Linked DNA regions of Mus musculus: region 2 is linked to region 1. Evidence: chromatin loops called from intact Hi-C (ENCODE). Cell type or tissue: left cerebral cortex. All regions are shown on one strand. Each heading gives the region's core, and the rest is flanking DNA. Links, peaks and the distances in the headings are about the cores only.

The links. Hi-C counts contacts between places; a loop is a spot of excess contacts. Peaks named below come from ENCODE experiments on the same cell type or tissue, not always from the same donor. Only the 100,000 strongest peaks of a DNase experiment are listed, where the experiment ranks them.
Region 2: a loop joins it to region 1, with 2.4 times the contacts of the local background. A loop is called at or near these places in 2 of 42 quality-filtered maps.

What each region holds. Positions count from the first base shown.
Region 1 is chr1:43,822,839-43,825,750 of GRCm38, reverse strand. All of the region lies in intron 1 of Uxs1 (UDP-glucuronate decarboxylase 1), which reads left to right. Among named protein-coding and RNA genes, the nearest start is that of Uxs1, 3.5 kb to the left of the region's middle. In left cerebral cortex, for the core only: no CTCF peak of the experiment used is centred there; DNase peaks (open chromatin) are centred at 1,599 and 2,151; H3K4me3 peaks cover 563 bases.
Region 2 is chr1:43,897,453-43,900,364 of GRCm38, reverse strand. It overlaps the pseudogene Gm8241. Among named protein-coding and RNA genes, the nearest start is that of Tpp2, 35 kb to the left of the region's middle. In left cerebral cortex, for the core only: a CTCF peak has its summit at 1,198 (motif pointing left); a DNase peak (open chromatin) is centred at 1,188.

The DNA of each region.
Region 1 (2,912 bases), core at 267-2,766:
GGCTTCAGAGTCTCAGCAACCCAGAAGTCCTTCTGAGGGAGACAGCGCTTTGAGAACCATTTGCTTGGAAAGAGAAGGTCCTGAGTCCAGTACTCATGTCAAAAAAAGGTTAAGTTTACAAACTGATGTGGTGGGAGGGGATGGGTTAGAAATCAAGTGTGTTGGATTCCCTGAGAAGCCAGGATGTGAGCTGAGAATGAAGGATATGTAGGGGTTAACAGGAGAGAATGCTCCAGAAAGAGCAGCACTTGCGGAGGTCCTTTGGCACTGAAGATCAAATAGTAGTAGTCTAGTAATGCATGGAAGAGCAGTGTTCTGGGAGTGTCAGATCGCAGCACAACAATGATGCTACCCAGGCAGGCAAGGACTAGAGCAGGCAGCTCAGAGAATGGGTGTTGAGTATACTGTGAGGATTTAAAGGCTGGTTGGAGACAATATTAGTAATGAGAGGTAGCAGTAAGTCTGAGCTGCTTTGCCACGAAAATGTTACAGAGCTGCTGATTGGTCATAATAGGATGCTGGAAATGTAGTCTGGTGGCACCTGTGATTTCTCTTTAAATAAAATACCTTTTATTATTTGACAAATTCACATGTAAACAATGTTTCATATACACCCCAACTCACCCTTTCCTCTCCTCTAGATACCCCAAGCCCCTTCTTTTTTGTTGTTAGTAACCCACTGAGTTCATTCAATGCTGACCCATCTTGTTGACTTGATCTTGCGTAGGTAACTGCAGCTGCAGGGAGTTCATGGTTACAGTGGTTGTGTTGTTTCCTAAAGACAGTGTTTCACAGTGCTCCTCCCCACCCTTCAGCCCTTTGGTTGGCCTCCTGTTCTCTAATATATTGCCTGATGATAGAGACTTGTTTAGAGCTGAGCACTTGGAGGGACTGATTGTCTGCACAGTGACAGATCTTTTTTTTTTTTTTTTTTTTTAAGATTTATTTATATATGTGAGTACACTGTTGCACCTTTCAGGCACACCAGAAGAGGGCATCAGATCCCATTACAGATGGTTGTGAGCCACCATGTGGTTGCTGGGAATTGAACTCAGGACCCCTAGAAGAGCAGTCAGTGCTCTTAACTGCTGAGCCAGAGAGAAGCTACTCTGGCCAAGGTCGAGGGCAACACTAACCTGTGGGTCTGAGCATACATATTTAGAAGCAATTGGACAACGTGCTTTCTTAGCAGAGCAGTACCACACACAGTATTAGGAGCCTGCTTCTGAGCCATGGCCTTTTAACCAAGTTTATAGCACTAGGTCTGAATCCAGTCTTGTGGGGCAGGCTTCAAACCAATCCAGGGCAGTTGGGTTGCTCTCTATAAGTTTTGTGACCTTGCAACACTGACACATCTTACATGGAAGGTTGGTATTATAGCATGAGGGTTTCTTGCAAGGATACCATCTATGAGCCTGTGTAACACCCTTTGCCACTATGAAATGTAGTTAACAGGGAGGATGGTTTCGTTTTTGGTGTTTTTTTTTTTTTTTTTTTTTTTTTTTTTTGTGAGACAGGGTTTCTCTGTATAGCCCTGGCTGTCCTGGAACTCACACTGTAGACCAGGCTGGCCTACGAACTCAGAAATCCACCTGCCTCTGCCTCCCAAGTGCTGGGATTAAAGGCATGTGCCATCAGGGAATGGTGGGGGGATGGCTTCACATCATTTCCAGCTTGATTTCTCTATGTTCTGCAGCCAAAGCATGTTGTCTTTAGCAGTGAAGTTTTATTATCTAGTTCTGATATGCCTGCGTTTTTCTAATCTCTGTTTCTCCTTACTAATAATCCTATCCTTCTGTTAAAATAGAACTTGATGTTACCTCTGTGTAACAATATACAAATACTCCCAATTATAACACCATCATCTTTAGTCTGCTTTCTATAACTGTTTTTTTTCTTCCAGCAGAGCTCAAGTTGTCTGCGTCGTCATCTTTTCCCAGCCTTCGCTCTTGCTGTAGTAGATGTGTTGTCCTTGCTCTCATGCAGCTTATGTGTCAGGGTAGTTCATGTATGTCACCCTAGGCTGACTTAGCATTGCACTTTAATTCTTTTCCTAGCCTTTGCATCAGGCCATGTAGTTCTTAAGGCAGTGCACATTGAAAGAGCCCCGTAACTCCCTAAGGGAATGAATTGAAATTCACTGCAACCTTCCATGTAGCTGGCACAGGTTCAGAATGCTTGCCCATAGTGCTTTTGGTTTTTGGCCTGGATAGAATTGAAAAAGATCTGATAAGTTTTTGCAAGGCTTGTAGTCAGATAATCTCTGCAAGGTGTGTTAGTCAACAGCCTCATCTGCTGTCATCCTCCTGCACTTAGCAATAGACACCCTACTTCTGGCTCATAATTTTTATGGTTTTGGTCTTATTATACTTCTGTATTTTATGCTTCTTGATTGTTTCAGATGAAGCTGAAATTCATGACTTCATTCTTTGGAAAATGATCGGGTGTTTGCTTTCTTTTCCCTCCACCATGTACTTGCTCACCCTATCCGCATGTCCACAGTGTATTTGATCATTTGGTGTTTGTGTGTGTGACTGAATGCTGCTGGAGAGCCATGTCCTGTGGTTTTGCTCTTGGCTATCTCTCCTGCCCTTTTAAATGTACTTTCTCTCTCCGTGTAAGATCTGATTTTACTTTTTTTTTTTTTTTTTCCCAGTTGTTTTTGTCTAGACTGTCAGTATTAGGCATCCTTGTATTGGCACTTTCCGGAAGTGTGGATGGGAAAAGGCTGCCAGCCTCAATGTTCCCATCTGCTTGGCTCTGCCTCTAATCAGGTACTTTGACACTTTAGAGACTGAGTAAAGGTAAAAGAAAAGAATTTTTTTATTTCAAGGATTTGAAAGCATTTCCTATTCCTTCCCAGCTTCTAGTATTGTTTGAGAAGTGTGCAGCCAGTTCTAGTGTTTCTGGAA
Region 2 (2,912 bases), core at 109-2,608, 75 kb before region 1:
GCCCTGCTGTAACTGTTCACCTGTCCCTGTTGTTGAATGAGGCGCAGACTGGGCCCCACACTCAGGCTGACAGCACCACACACAATCCCTCATCCTCATGATTCCCAGTTTCTGTTCCAAGAACAGTTGGATAATCAGGTACGTTCTGCACGAGGTGGTGGAGTTCAATCAGAAGCTAATTCAAGCCATAAAGCCATATACCAGATCTCTTTATCTTTTTATATAGATCTGAGTTCACTAAGAACAACATTTTAAATCTCAGAGCAGCTGCGTACAGCACAGCCATGCAAAGTGAGACCACTATGGAGAAAGGAAAAACCCAGAGGACTGCAAGGGTTTAGACAGGAAGACAAGAGCTCGTCTTCTTAGGCACGAGGAGAGATGTTATCCGGCAACCATTATGGGATAGGTATTTAAAAGTCATCCTTCAAGTCGGGGGTAACACAGATGGCTGCAGCTCAAAATAAGAATACCACAGTTCAGAGGGATCACAGGAGTCGAGTAACGAGCCTTCTCCCCTAAGGCTGCCATGAGTCCAGCTCCATCAACTCCATCAGCTCCTGTGGACCAGGCACGAGGAAGGCTTCTCTATGCAACATGAGTTTTCATACTTGTAGTTTTAAAATACTATTCAGAAATTTGGAGTCCAAGCAGAAACTGTAGGGATTCTGTCTCACACAGACCCAAGACGTCCCGCTGTGCCCCAAATGGATCCTACTTATTTCAAGTCAACTGCGCCCAGGGCAATGCCAGGAATTCAAGAAGAAAGGCAGTCGCAGATGCGGGATGTAACAAAGAGTGGAGTGAGAGGAGAAGCAGATTTACATGAGAAAGAAATCGGCTTGTGGAAGAGGACCCCCCTGCCTCTCCCACCACCCGTAGTGAGGACTGATGCAGGGACGAGTCTCATGCAGGGCCCCTCCTACTGCCCAACATGCCTGAGCTCAGGAAAGGCCCGAGCTGGCCTTTCCGTCTGTACGGGGTGACTGAGCGCACACTCCCGAGTAACCTACAATGCACCCTCTAAGAGCTTCTGTTCTGGTGTCGGGCCCCTCATTCCCAGGGACACAGCATTCCTTGCTGCTTGATACTAGCAACTATTTCTAGGGCACAGCAAAGACCTGGGATGAGCCTCAGGTTCTCCAGCTCCTGTGGCTGGCACTGCCTCTCTCTCTTAGCACTGGTTTGTCTCCCCCTGGTGGCTCAAGGGGAGTCTGTTTGCACTTGAGCTCCTTTGCAGTTTCCTCTGCCTCTATTTGATGCTTTTTAGGAGGGCTGTCTGAGCCTTCACAACGCTTTGAAGGCATCTTCACTGCCAGGTGCTACGCACTTGTCCGGGTGAAGCAGCACAGCCAACTTCCGGTAGACCTTATTAACTTCCTCCCTTGAGGCCCCAGGTCTGACTCCCAGCATCTCCCAGCTGACCTTAACTATTTCAGGTTCTGCGAATGGTGTCTGCTTGTTCTTTGGTGAAACTAGCACTGCTATTTGCCGTAGGATGCTTCCCGCCATTTTCACACAAGTCAACTATGGACATGTAAAAGGTCTGGAACATCTCTTTGATTCCCTCGCCAGTTTGTGCTGATGTTTCAAAGTACCTTTGCTTTCAGTCCAGAGACGCCCCTCACTTTCATCGATGCAGCAGTGTTTGGAGCAGTCAGTCGATCATGTTGGCACATACAACAAAGACAATGTTGTCCACGTTCCCGTGCGGCCCAAGCTCCTGCTTCTTTTCTGTCAGCCATGAATCAAGGGCATCAAATGCGTCTTTCTGCCCAACGTCATAGACCAGTATCACACCTTGTGTGTCCTTGTAACATTCATTTCGGACCTCAAAAAAGAAGGGGTATCCAGCCATGTCAAAGATGTTAACTTTGATTTCTCTGTCTCTGACTTGGACCTTTGGGACTCCATAGTCAATCCCAATGGTTGACAGGTACTTAGACACAAATCTCTTCTCACAGTAGCGCTTTATAATGCAGCTTTTCCCCACTTCTGCGTTGCCCATGGAGATGACTTTGATGAGGAGGGACTTGGCGGGCTCCTTCCGCTTGGCATCTTGGACTCCATCGCCCTCCTCTGCGGGGGGCCACAGGTTGTGGTGTCCTTATGCACCTCAGGCTCCTCGCCCAATGACGGAGCCGCTGCGCTGGTCACCACCCTGGCTTTCCGCACTAATCCCCAATGCTGCCTGGCTTCGACAGTCGCGGGCTGTTGGGAAGCGGTGAGCCGCGGAGGGCCTGTTGATGTTTTCTATGGATGGATGGATGACACGCTATCGGGGTTTCCTATGAATGACTGACAGGTTGTGGGCCTTTCCTGTGGATGATCAACAGACTGTGACTGTGTTCTATGGATGATTGACAGGCTGTGTGCATTTACTATAGATAACTGTCAGGATTTGGCCTTTTCCTGTGGATGACTAACAGGCTGTGAGAATTTACTTTTGACGACAGACAGGCTTTGGCTTTGTCCTGTTCATGTCTGACAGGCTGTGGCCTTGTTTTGAGGATGATTGCAGGGCGGTGGGCATTGTCTGTGGATGACTGACAGGCTGTGTTCCTTTACTAAGGATGATAGTCTGACTGACAGCCGGTGGGTGTATTGTGTGGATAATTGAAAGGCTGTTTACTTTTACTATGAATGATAGAAAGGTTGTGGGCATGTCCTCTGGACGAATGACAGGCTGTGGGCCTTTCCTACAGATGACTGGGAGGTTTTTGGAGTTTACTTTCGGTGTCAGAGAGACTTGGGTCTTGTTTGGTGCATGACTGACAGGCTGTGGTCTTGTCCTTTGGGTGACTGACAGGCTTTGGACATTGTCTGTAGATGACTGGCAGGGTGTGTTCTTTTACTATGGATGATGGACAGGCTGTTGTCGTGTCTTGGGGTTGATTGACAAGCTGTGGGCA